Linked DNA regions of Homo sapiens: region 1 is linked to region 2. A link is a contact called in ENCODE Hi-C or POLR2A ChIA-PET data. All regions are on one chromosome and are shown on one strand. Each heading gives the region's core, a stretch centred on a gene start or an enhancer-like site at or near the end of the contact. The rest is flanking DNA. Distances are from core to core; before and after follow the strand shown.

The links. Hi-C counts contacts between places; a loop is a spot of excess contacts on that map. ChIA-PET counts read pairs that join two places held with the same protein, here RNA polymerase II (POLR2A). Pooled maps may share reads with other maps.
Region 1: a loop to region 2 is called in a map of endothelial cell of umbilical vein, with 6 times the contacts of the local background. The contact joins two enhancer-like sites. A Hi-C loop is called at or near these places in 6 of 168 maps with a recorded cell type or tissue (Calu3, IMR-90, PC-9 and 3 more) and 4 of 50 pooled maps. POLR2A ChIA-PET finds 5 or more read pairs at or near these places in 2 of 52 experiments (BJ and HepG2).

What each region holds. Positions count from the first base shown.
Region 1 is chr3:171,949,299-171,955,718 of GRCh38, reverse strand. LOC105374217 (a long non-coding RNA gene) reads right to left here. Exons shown (of 4, transcript XR_924718.4): 2 at 3,764-3,798. Among named protein-coding and RNA genes, the nearest start is that of TMEM212-AS1, 52 kb to the right of the region's middle. Within about 2 kb of position 2,191, at least 5 of the 41 ENCODE cell types and tissues checked have a DNase peak (open chromatin) inside an H3K27ac peak, as active enhancers do; they include PC-9 and endothelial cell of umbilical vein, where a contact is called at or near this core.
Region 2 is chr3:171,870,912-171,877,708 of GRCh38, reverse strand. TMEM212-AS1 (TMEM212 antisense RNA 1) reads left to right here. Exons shown (of 3, transcript NR_046852.1): 3 at 1,313-1,357. Among named protein-coding and RNA genes, the nearest start is that of TMEM212-AS1, 26 kb to the left of the region's middle. Within about 2 kb of position 3,333, at least 9 of the 41 ENCODE cell types and tissues checked have a DNase peak (open chromatin) inside an H3K27ac peak, as active enhancers do; they include PC-9 and endothelial cell of umbilical vein, where a contact is called at or near this core.

The sequences.
Region 1 (6,420 bases), core at 942-3,441, 79 kb before region 2:
TGACCAATTTTGTTTTGTTGGTGATGCATAAAGGTTGGAATAGGACGGTTTCTGATTATTCTCCGGTGATTCATACAATTCATTTTTGTTTTTAAAACACACCTAAGACATTTCTCTTTCTGTGTCCTTATGAAATGGTGGGGAGGGGATCCTTACATACGCATAACCTACCTTTTCTGGCCACTGATAACATCTGTCCTTCTGGAAGTGGATTAAATCAAAGCATAGGAGTGCCTTTTTTTTTTTTTTTTTTTTTTTTTTGCCAGTTTTCACAGTAAAAGAAACAGAATGTAGAAACCATAACCATATTGACCTTCTAGACGAAGCCCAGTAGGATGAAAGTAACATTTCTACAAGACAGCATGTCATAAAAGGGGCTTGTAAAGACAAAATCATTAGACGACAAGTACGCTTCATTGAAAAAGAGGTGCATTTTTCTATTGTTCCAAGTATTGTGTAAGGCAGGAAGATGGAGAATAATATTCAATGCATCTGCAAAGGAAATGAGTCCCAAAAATGCCTTATTTGGTGCTTTAGTCAAAAAGGCCACCTGTCTCATTTACCAAATAAGCAGTTTTTTTTTTCATTCCTTTTATAAGATCAAGCCCACTTCTCTGAGGAATGAATCAGAGGCATTGCATTTACCACATAAATAACTGATTGAAGTAAGTGATTTACCTTTTCCTTATTTTATCACATAAAAAAGGGCAATGATTACATGTAACACCTAATTCTTATTGCCTTATTGATTACGTCTGAATGCTGACCATGCTTTTACTAAAGAGACAATGCTATGTTCTCAGATTCTCAAAATGAGCAGGCCAGATTACTTAATCAAATCTATAGTAGGAAGTCCAGAGCTGAACAATGCACTAGCTGGTGTGTTTTGACTTCACTGTCTCCATGGTAACATGCACGAACAAATTACGAAAAATATGAACGATTTGTCTGAAGGGCAGAAATTTGCCAAATCTTATTTAGTCTAATTAGTTTTAAATTAATGATATTTTAGGTGATTAAAATGTTTTTCCAAGAATTCTCATGCAAAAAAAAAAAAAACTATTGCATTTACTGACTTTGGTATAATGTTCATATTTTTAGAGTAAGCTGGTTGTGGAGTGAGAGTTACTAACTTGCATAAATTAAAATGATAAGCATTTCAACGTGGTAAGAAGCCAAAACAACAGTTTAAAAAGTAAACATTTTAGTTCATCTGATTATTTAACATACTGAGAATGCATTTCTTAAAAGCATGTATATACATTTTAAATGTAAGTATTTTCTGATTTTAGGCAAATCATAGTAGCCTATGCAAGCTGTGTACTAAGGGACTGAACTGGAATACAGCAACAGGCAAAGCTTCAGGAATCAAGAAGGCAAGAAAAGTGACACTCCAGAAAATACAAAGTCCCACAGCTCTCTCAATTCACGTTAAATCTGGACTATCTAGAAGCTGTTTTCTTCTATCAAAGGCCAAAGTGAGTGGCTCATGCCTGTAATGTCAGCACTTTGGGAGGCTGAGACAGGATGCTTGCTTGAGGCCAGAAGTTCAAGACCAGCCCGGGTTATAAAGCGAGAGCTCATCTCTACAAAAAAACAAAACAAAACAAAACAAAAGGCTAAAGTGAGGTACGTAATTCTTCCCACTGCCATAGCTTAAAGAAGCCTACAGGATAGGTCAAGAACCAAGCTGCTATGGCAGGAATTGTATGGAGTGTGCTGGAGACAACAAGGAGTCTCCTTTTGCTCTGTAAAATTAATAACGAGAGTAGCTAGAGTTATGGAAAAGAGGTTTGGTGAAGAGTCAAAAAAAAAAAAGCAAAAGCCCTGAGCTTTGAGCACCTGCACACAGAGAGCCGGAGCTCTCTCCGCAGTTGGTGTTAAATGACTGAACACAAGGAAGTAATTGTTCCTGCACTAACTAACTAGTGCAGGATTCTGAGAAAAGGTTCAATAGACAATGGAACGATGGAAACGGGGGAAAAATCTGAGAGAGAGAGAGAAAGAGAGGAGTTCCCTTAGACTGGTGACTGGTGAAAACCTTTCACAGTTCCTCAGTGAAGAAAGCTAGAGACCTTGGTGAAGAAACATATTGTCTATTTTAATGTGATTTCTCCCTCTCTGTTTACCAAACACATTCCATAGTGTACTGTCATCATTAATAAAGCTTCATAAGGTTCTGAATTTTGAGATACTATTGTTAAGGATTCATAGCTGATCCAGGAGACTTAGAGTGACAATTTTAGTCCAAATTCTCGTATGCAAAGTAGGCAGACTAGTCAAGCAACACCTTTTCAGCACTCTGCCTTAACCAATCCTGTATCTGAGTACGCTGCATGTATCCCTGGGTACTGTGGCCAAAACAGAGAGAACTCCTGCTTCCAGTCTGCCCACAAACCAGGAGACAGTCATTCAACAGAGCAATAAGACTACAAAATGGATCTTCTTCTGGTGTTAGAGATGAAGAGAAACTAATTCCTCCTTGTTTTTTACAACAGCAGTTTGAGTAGAGTTTAGGTATGTAAATAAATAGTTCAACAGAGAAAAGAAAAGATAAGTTAACATAATAAAGTTAGTTACTGGTTTTTTGTATATTATTAATGCATATATTAGTGGCATTTTCTGGACTTTAGAAAATGCCTTTGCTGCCAGATAGATTTTATGCTCATCAAACACACACACACACACACAAAGGTAACTATGTGAGGTGACAGATATGTTATTTAACTTAATTGTTGCAACCACTTCACAATGTCCACGTATACCAAAACATCGCATTGTGCACCTTAAATATATTCATTTTTTACTTGTCAATTATATCCTAAAAAAATCTGGAAAAAATAAAAATAAATTTAAAAAATGCTTTTAAAATCTGTGTACTCAATGTAAAGGCTAAAAATATAATGCCTCCAAAAGAAAATGAAAAATATCTTTGTGATCTTGGAATTGGCAACAGTTTCTTAGATAAAACAGAGAAAATATTAACCATTAAAAATTAGTAAATTGGACTTCATCAAAATGAAAATTTCTGCTCATCAAAAGACATTGTTAAGAAAATGAAAAGGCAAGCCACAGAATGGGAGAAAATATTTAAATACTTATGTCTGACAGAATATATAAAGAATTCATACAACCTAACAACAACATGAACAAATATATATATTTACCTAAAAAATCTGTAAACAAATATTGAGCTGTCATTAGTAATATGCTTTTTTTTTTTTTGACAGTGTCTCACTCTGTCATCCAAGTTGGAGTACAATAGTGAGATTTCAGCTCACTGCAATCTCTGCCCCCTAGGCTCAAGCCATCCTCCCACCTCAGCCTCCCGAGTAGCTGGGATTACAGGCATGTGCCACCACACCTGGCTAATTTTTATATTTTTTGTAGAGACAAGGTTTTGCCATGTTGCCCAGGCTGGTCTCAAATTCCTGAGCTCAAGTGATCCACCTGCCTCGACCTCCCAAAATGTTGTGATTAAAGGCGTGAGCAACTGTGCCCAGCCAGTAATATGCGTGTTGAAGGGTAAAGTGTACTGATGGGTACAACTTACTTTGGAATGCATTAAAAAATAAGATGGGTTGATGGATGAATGAGAGAATGGATACACGATAAAGTAAATTAGCAAAATGCTACTTGTAGAATTTAGGTGGTGGGTATTGGGACAATAATTGTCCATTGTACAGTTCCTTTCTTTTTTTCTGTATGTTTGAAAAATTTCATAACAAAATGTTGAGAAAAAAAAAGTTAAATATTCACTTACCTCATGATCCAGCAGGTTATCTTCTAGATATTTACCTAAAAGAAATAAAAACTTATGTTCACACACAGATTTATATAAGAATGTTTACAGAGCATTATTCATACTACTTCTAAGCTGGAAAGGTATCCATCAACAATGGAATGGATATGCAAATTGTGGTATGTTATACACTGGATAAGTATTTAGCAATAAAAAGGAATGAACCATTGATCCAAAGAACAAGATGGCTAAATCCCAAAAACTGTATGTTGAGCCAGAAAAACCAGAGGCAAAATTCAGAGAACAGGTTTAGAACAGTGATTGCCTGTGAGAGGTGGAAAGTGACTGGAAGGGGCACAGAGAACTTTCTCGGTTGATAGATAGAATGTTTTTATCATGGCTGGGTGCAGTGGCTCACACCTGTAATCCCAGCCCTTTGGGAGGGAGGCTGAGGTGGGCAGATCACTTGAGGTGATCTGAGGTCAAGAGTTCAAGACCAGCCTGGCCAACATGGTGAAACCCTATCTCTACTAAAAATACAAAAATTAGCTGGGCATGGTGGTACATGCTTGTAGTCCCAGCTACTTGGAAGGCTGAGGTAGGAGAATCACTTGAACCCAGGAGGCAGAGGTTGCAGTGATCGTGCCACTAGATCGTGCCACTGCACCCCAGACTGGGAGACAAAGAAAGACTCCATCTGAGAAAAAAAAAAGTTTATATCATGATTGGAGTGATGAATATTTAGGTGTGTACATTGATCAAAATTCATTAAATTGTATACTTAGGATGTGTGCATTTCTGTATGTAAATTTTACCTAAGTGGGGAAAAAGACTGAGACAGAGAGATCTCAAATTATTAAGCAGAGTTGTCTTTCTCTGTGTGACTATAGATGACAAGTCAGAGGCAGTAGACAACCCTGAATAGAAGGAAGCAAAGGTAACAGATTTCATGTCAGGAATCCAACTCTAATTAGTGGGACAAGTCTATTCTTGGAGATGTCCTGAGATAGGAAAAAAGTCACTCAATATTTCAAAGTATTGTAAGATGAGAGACGATTGTAATATCTTAGTCAATTTGTGAACAATATAGATCTCAGCCCCAAGTTCAACTGCATAGGATCATGGGCACACTAGTATGTTTTCTTTGTTTTAGGAAATGTACAGATTAAGTTCCAATGGGAAACTAGATGTCAACTTTGATGGACTTAAATCGTTGCCCTTTCCTCATAGGAAAGCCTCCAAGGCCCTCTCTCTGAGTCTGTCTTATACATAAGGCAAAGAAGGTGGGCTAACTGCTTTGTTTCCTAGCCCTTGGCAGGTTAGAAGCAGCAAATTAGAAATGGGAGGAGGCAGTGAAATAGCCAGAGGCTGTGACTCAGACAGCAAGTGACAGCTCACAGCAGGCAGAAAGGATGAAAGGAAGGGAGAAATATAAAAAGCCAACCTAAATACTCAAGAACACAACAGTGGGAAGGGGGGCCTCCCACAGCTCAATTTATTTAAATAGTTCCTCAGTGCACTGCAGTGTTTTACAGACCAGTCCAAAATCTTTTTTAATGTCCTAAAAGAAGAACCAGTAATGTAATGACATCCATTATGCATTGTGTAAGTCAGAGAATTGTTACATTTTCCCTAAAATTTTGTGTGATATGATTAGAAAAATATTTAAACATTTTTTGATCAGAGGATTGAACTTGTTAAAAAAATTGCTTCTGTAAAATACTTATTCCCTGATAATATTGAATAACACATTTTTTTACTTTTTAAGATTTGAAGTAAAAGATTTTTACTTTTTAAGATTTATGAATGTTAATTCAAAAAAATTATACGTTAGATGACATCTGGAAGAAGGAAAATAATGGTAACATCCACCTCTGTCACCAAAGCTGTTGTCTTGAACTTCCTATTTTCCAAAAGCCTTTGAAATGCCATCCCTATTGTTTTATGAGGGCTTTATATATCAACATCTGTCACAGAATTCCTTTCTTCTGTATGTAAATCGTTATATTAGATCAGACTTCGAATTTATTTTTAGCAGTTTTGTGAAAAGGAGACCCCATTTTGTGAATCTTTTACCAAGTGATATGATGGGATTAGCTCCTATTGAGTCCTGAGAGCCAAGTGTAGCATTTCTTTCCAACTCTGATTTCATGTTGTCGGCTTGAAAATGGCTGTGGTGGGAGTATGTATACCATGAAAATCAACAAACACCATAAATCAGGGCTCTTTTCTTTCTTTAGAGAGCTAGTTGTTAAACATTTACCAGCACACCACTGGTTCCATCAGATTCTAAAAACACACTGTATTTAGTCTTAGATTCAGTTGTCACCACCTGTGGCTCTTCCCTTAATAAGAAACATAGCTTGTTACAGCTGGGTAGTCCTCAGCACAATTTGTTTTGTTATGTACATTTATTGAGGTCTGGATAATCTACTTTATTTATTAAGTTATTCAATTATTGATGACAAAATAGATGGGAAATAAACTGAGTAAAAAAGGAAATAAAGGTTATAGGGTCAGTATTGTTACAAAATATAATCTTCGTAGTACTTGGTTTCAAGAAATCAGGTATTTTTGTCAGATCATGATAGGTATTGAATGCAATAGACAAGTTACCCAAGCGAATATTGCACTCCTGGCTTCATATTTAGAAAAGAGGTGCACCAGCCAGGTGTGGT
Region 2 (6,797 bases), core at 2,084-4,583:
CTAAGAAAAAAATGAATGAATTAATAAATTAGGGTCACTTTAAAGTAAAAATAAAATATATAAAATATTTTGGTCACTTGAGTATTTCAAGGCAGAATTGATAACATAAATTTTTTCGTTTTTCTAAATCAGTTTTATCATTGTAACATATCAATTATGAATACCTTTCTTCACCTACCAATTCTGACAACCTTTTCTATTGAAAATATCTATTTTTTTAATGCTATGATTTAAAAAAATCATCATAAAGACTCTATCCTCATAGGTAAATTATATCTTCTAGGATGTCGAATGAGCAATGCAAGTCTTATTTTTAAGAAATAGATTTATAGAATAGAAAAACAATGCAGTCTTTGCAGGAGCTTCTACAAACAGGAGATGTGAGAAGTGTTCAAAACAAAGACCGGGTCATCTTTAAAAATATAGGAAGTTTTGATCTTTCTCCTTGCCTAGAGCAAGGTGAAAGGGTAGATTCTTAAACTAAGTCTGATCTGTATATTTAAGTTAAACAACACTTTCAACATGTATGGGCAAGCAGAAGCATTATTCAAATGGTAAAAAATACAGGCTCCAGATTTTGTAACTATACGAATATATCATGCAAAATAAATACCTTTTTCTCCCTCCTAGGTTTAACTATAGGAAAAAGAATCCTTAAAAAGGAATGATTCAATGGTGTAAGAATGCAAATTTGGCAAAGTAATAAAACGCTAGTAATTCTGGACATTTTACATTCTTGCCTATAACTGAAAGTTCTGTACTTCTTTCTAGGGTTGGTATGCTTCCCAGCCTTATAACCACTGATACTTTTGACAGATCTTGGAAAGAGTGACTCATTTATGAAGACGCACAACATTTAAGAAAACAACCACAGGATAATGAGGGAAAGGTGTGACGACTAGGCTTGTGTTTTGACTAATCTTGGGGAAATATATAAGCCTTTCAGATATTCGCTAATTTCTCCAGGAAAGAGCATATTTGTCACTGCAAGTCCCATCCAATTACTGTGAAATGATTTATAGAAGCACTCTTGATTCGTGAGGGCTGACACCTAGCCACTCAACTGCCATAGAGAGCTTAAATCTGTTTGGCAAACCTAGGACAATATCTAGAAACATTGCTTAGATATATAAATCTATCAAGGATACTAGGAATTTACATTTCTGAAGTCATAACTTTGATTTTTTTTTTTTTGCAATAGAAACTTCTCACCCCTGCTTGCTCTCGTTCACTGAAGTAAAAGTGTCTTAGTAGTTTGTTTTGAAATGGAAAAAAAGTATTAAGGAGTTGTTCTCTTCTATCATGTTTGCAGTTATTGCTTGATGGATTCTGCTAACTCCCAGGAGAATCCAAGTGGGAGGACAAGTAGAAGAAAAAAGAGTCCAAAGGCTGGAGCCCTCAGTTTGTTGTTTATGGAACATTCCTGCAGTCCCCAGAAGGGGCATGGTAAGTGGACTAGACACCCAGTTTCGGGCATTACTCATCGGGCACCCAGACACTGGAACAGAGGTATGTAGCAGAAGCCCAGTTATCTAAACCCAGTCATAAAGGCAGAGATGGAGAAGCAAGAGTGGTTTGATGTGGAGTCTCAGTGTGTTGACTTAAGCCCTTAAACTCTTCTGGCTTCGATTCAGGTCTCTAAACTGGTTTTTAAGAGCTGGAGCAGGTCCGTCTGCATGTGGAGTCCAGGTCAAGGTCTACCATATGGGAGGCCAGTAGTGTCACTACAATTGTACAATTTGCACAAAAGCACCTGGCCAGGCTGAAACCTAGCCCAGGGCTCCTGTTCTCCAAACCACGTGTTTCACACAGCCTGTGTTGTCTCATCAACACCACCTTTTTGTAAATCTGAAAAGATTCCCTATGTGCCTGGGGTGACCTGCCAGGAGGCTCATTTGTCCCAGGACTCACAATTAGGCAGCTCCCTAAATTTATACTTCTGGAGATACCCCCAAGATATGTTATTCCTACAGTCAGAGAGATACTTAAGATTGAAAGCACGAAACTGGTTCATCGTTCACTTAAACCTATGCCCTATTGTAAGACAACCTATCACTTGTGGTGTAACATTTGTGTGAATCAGAAAAAGGCAGATACAGCCCTGCACCAGGTTTGGCAATTGTGAACCAGATTTTAATCCCCGCTCTTCCCCTTGGTCGACCTGCACAGTCATACCAGGTAGCTCTGCCTAGATGTCACTTTAAAAAATAAATCTGGAAACTATTTTGTAAATTGCAAGCTTATATTACACATATTTTTTGTTGTAGAGTGTTAATTGCTTTAATAATGAAAAATCACACAGTTTTTATAACTAAGTTTTAGCATATCTTCATTTAAAAATATACCAGGACTATTAAAAAAAATGGAAGTGGGCTTGGTCTCTCGCTCTCTCTTTCTCTCTCGCTTCACCTTTGAGAAGGCCCAGCCAAGGAAGAGCAGGGAAGGAGGCTGGAGCTGGAGGCTTGCAGGCTTGACACCTTCCACTCCAAATATTGGAGATAACTGAGGCTGCCTGTCATCTCTAATAATTTTTCCTCCAGGAAATGTCATTGCTTCATTGCATTGCAAGAAAATGATGTCATAGTATAGGGCCCTGATCCGTTTCCTGACTTTTAACCTGAGTCTCATAACCTTTTTCAACTGTACTGAACCCAGAGAAAATGAAACACATCGAAATGCGAAGACCAGCACATCTCATAAAGGCCTTTGAGGCCCCAGGGTGGGGTTAACTTATGCGTATATATTAATGATCAAAATACAGTCTTGTTTGGGTGTCACATCCTGGTTATGGCATGGACCCAGTACCTAGGAAATGGAAAGGAAATAGGCTTCAGGATGTGTCTGTAATTTCTTGGCAGAAACCCTTCCTCTTCCTATATTGGGTTTAATTAGTAGTGACAATGTTAAATTTAATTAGGATGTCTTGCTTGTGTTTTCTTCTGTTGGTGGTTTTTGTTGTTAAACTCCCTGTGAAAATCAAGAATGGTCCCTGAACTGATATTTGAAATCTTACATGCTGCATTTGTGTCTCCACATCTTAGGACTGGTTACAAGCCCAGCCCAAATGACATTATGGAGCTATTTCCTGGAATGTCAAGGGCTGAAATTGCCCTGTCAAGAATGAGTCTGTTCTTTCAGGGATTTCAGAAAGCAAGGGCTCAAATTGCATTCTTGCTCTGTTATTATAAGTTTTTCCTGGCAGGAAACCACTGGGTCTCAGAAAATTTGCATATATCCAATGAGAGTGATCTACTGTTCTATGGAGGTTTTCAAGATTGCATGACAACACCGTGGAAGAATCTCATATGGGAAAAGGGGATTTTTTTCCCCCTTTCCCTAAGCCCCATTTTAAATAGTTTCCTTCCCGCAAGCTGATGTGTCCACATTCAAAGAGTTATAAGTAACCCAGCCCATTTTCCTGCCTTGGCCTCTGCCACTGGTTCTATAATATCAACAGCCACACAAAACTGGAAGCAGGTTGTTTAAAGTAAAGATGCTTATTCCTTCCAGTCTGTGAAACAGACTTTTGTGGCATATGAAGGCAAGAAATAACCTTTTAGTTCTCCCAGGCAAGGGCACAGCAAAATGACTCTTCATTTCTTGTTAACTGTAAGGGCAAGAAATACCCCCACATATTTCATGATATCTGAATATAATTTTTAATGTTATACCTGGGATTTCGGTTAACCTAAAAGACATGGTACTGGACTACTTCACTTGGTACCATAAAAGTTTTGTATCTGTTTGTACTCCTCAGAATTGTGTACAAAAATATTAAAGTAATTCAGATAATATACTGACACATTTGAAGTCCCTACTTGTGTAATCACCAGACCCAGGACTAGATATTTTATTGCTCCATTAAAGTGACAAATAAACATGTGTTGACTGAAGAGCCAGGGGCTGGGAGGCACTTACAGGACTTCCAGACACCAATCACAGGACTTCCTTTTATGTCACAGGAATCCAGTGAAGAATGACTCAAGTAACTGCATCATGCTCACATTATTTGAGCATTCGTACCCATTATTGGGTGTTCTGGTTATTTATTTGCTTATATTTGCTTTCTTATTTATATCCCACTCTGTTCTGAAGAAATTTAAGGTGACCACTGGGCATTTTATCAAGAATTGGAGCTCAGGCTGCTAAGGCATCAATTGTAGGACCAGCTGTGTGCCTTTGAACATGTCACTTAGCCTCTCTGAATATCGGATTTTTCATCTGTAAAATGAAGGTATTTAACAGTTTCATGTCTAGAGTGTTATATGTAAACTTTTTTCTCAACTTGTTAATTATCAAACGCATGGACTCTATGTAGACTGTTACTCAAAGGCATCCAATAAATGCGTTGCATGACTCTATAACACTACACGCCGATTTTGAGTGCTCACAGTATGTTGGATTTTCTGCTCTGTGCTTTACCTATGGGGTATCATTGAATTCTGTCAGCACGCCTGTGAATTAGCTGCCCCCATCAGCTCCATCTGACCAGGAGAAAACTGAGGGGTTGCCCTAAGATCACAGAGGGCCAGGATCTGGGTTTCTGGGCCAGGGGTTCCTCATTCCAAAGCCCCACCCACTTTCTACTATAGGACATCTGTGCATCCCAGACTTTAGTGTGCATCATTGTCATCTGGAGTTCAACTTCCTAAACCAGATTGATGAGACCCAAGCCCACACTTTCCAGTTCATGCAAGTTCCCAGGTGATGCCGATGCTGCTGGTCTGGGGACCACAATCTGAGAACCACTGCATTATGCTATAAAGAACTACAGTTGCAGGACCAAGACATAAAGAATGTAAGAAGCAGATCTCTAACCAAATGAAGAAAGAACCTGGACATTTCGAGCTACTTAATAGCTGAATGGGTTGCCTCTTGGGAATGGCTGAACTGTAAGGGGCATATAGACCTTGGGACATTTGATGAGAAGTTGGCCTAACGGACCTTGAAGGTGCCTTCTAACTATTAAACTGTCATGAGTGCCAAAGACAAGAGACAGAGAGTCTAGGAGGGAGGGTCACACTCCCTATGCAGAAGGCCCTTCTCATTACGGCACAATTCAGTGTTTTAACTGTGCTTTGAAGATTTTGAGTCACTTTGGTAATGGCAATGAAGAAAAGCTGAGAAAAACGTTTCCTCAATTTAGGTAATACGGAATTACAGTTTAATGAAACACCACACAAGGAACAAGAGAAACTTCAAGACAACATTCATTCACTGTAAATTTATATTTCGAATTTTAAAATTTCTATAACGATAATAATATAATTTCAATTTTTATGTCATAATATATAAATCAGAAAAAAGTTAATTTTAAAAGGCTAACATGTAAAACTATTTAAATTTTTATTTTATAAGGACATAGAGGGAAAGAGTTTAAAGATCAAAATTATTTTGTAAATATTTCAAAATAAAGATCACATATAAGGCAAATTTAGGAGGAACACTGCTCCAAATTTACTGTCCATTCTTTTGACCCCAGGAAGAAAAAAAGAGACGTGTTTATTTCTATAGTTTATCAAAGAAAAGAAAGTGTCTCTTCTGACATTTAATTTAGCCTTTTTTTTAATGTCATAGGAACCCAGGGAAGGATGACTCAGACAACTGCATCATGGTCCTACTTAAGGATTTAAGAGGAATCAACAGAGAACAAAATTGGTGGTAGTGGTGACAGGGGGTGGCAGAAAGATATAAAAAAGAAATACATGTGTAATGAAATAATCTGGCATAATCATAAAACAGGAAAAGCCATCACTTTCGTGGATGCGCCTGTCTAAGGAAGCGGGAAAGCTCTCTGTTGAATACTCTTGTTGGTCATTTGCTGTTAGTTTTGTCTGGTTTGGATTGGGTTGGAGGTTTTCAAAAATTAACAGAAGGTTAAAGGGCACTATGCAAATTCTTTGATAGGGAGCCAAGAATTTAAATTTCATTAGGAGTGAGGGGGAGGAATATTTCTTGAGCACCTATCAATTGTATGCCCTGTGTCGGACTCTTATGAGAAATTATATCCTTTTCATTCTTGCAACGTGTGAGGTAGGGGTTATCTCCATTTTATAAATGGGGAACCTTAGGCTCAGAGAGGTTTGCTATCAGTTTGCTCAAGGCTAGTCAGATGATTAGTAACAGAAGAGATAATTAAACCTCAAACTGTCTGACTTCAGAAGTGCCACCGCACACCAGGTTCTCCATGTCTCATAAATAATGGTGAAAACAATTCTTCTCCGACAAACCACTGCTCTTTGGCATGGAAATGCAAATCCACTTTTTCTCTCTACCCTTTCTTGGAGAATTCTTAGATTCCATGGTACATTCCCTATGACATGTAAGTTGATTTTAGATTTGAAATACTCCTGCTGTAAGTTTAGGTAAGATTTAAGCTATGGCTAGGAAGACATAAAATGAAATGTAGTATTGCAATCTGCTACTCTTTTGACCCCCACACTCCCCGTCCGACCTTTCCTAGTCTCTTTTTTATTTTACACTGCACTTACCCTCTTCTAATATACTGTTTAATTTTTTATGTTTATTATTTATTCTGTGTTCTTCTGCTTGAAAATAGACTCCACATTTTTTGTCTGTTTTCTTCATAGATGCATATCAAGTTTCTAGAAAAGGGATCAGCAAACTTTTCTGTAATGGGCCACACGATGAATATTTTAGGTATTGTGAGCTATGCAACTTCTGTTGCAACTATTCACCTCTACCATTGTGGTGTTAAAGCAGCCATAGACAATATATAAACAAGTGATCATGGCTATGTTCTAATACAAGTTTATTTACAGGCACTGACATTTGAG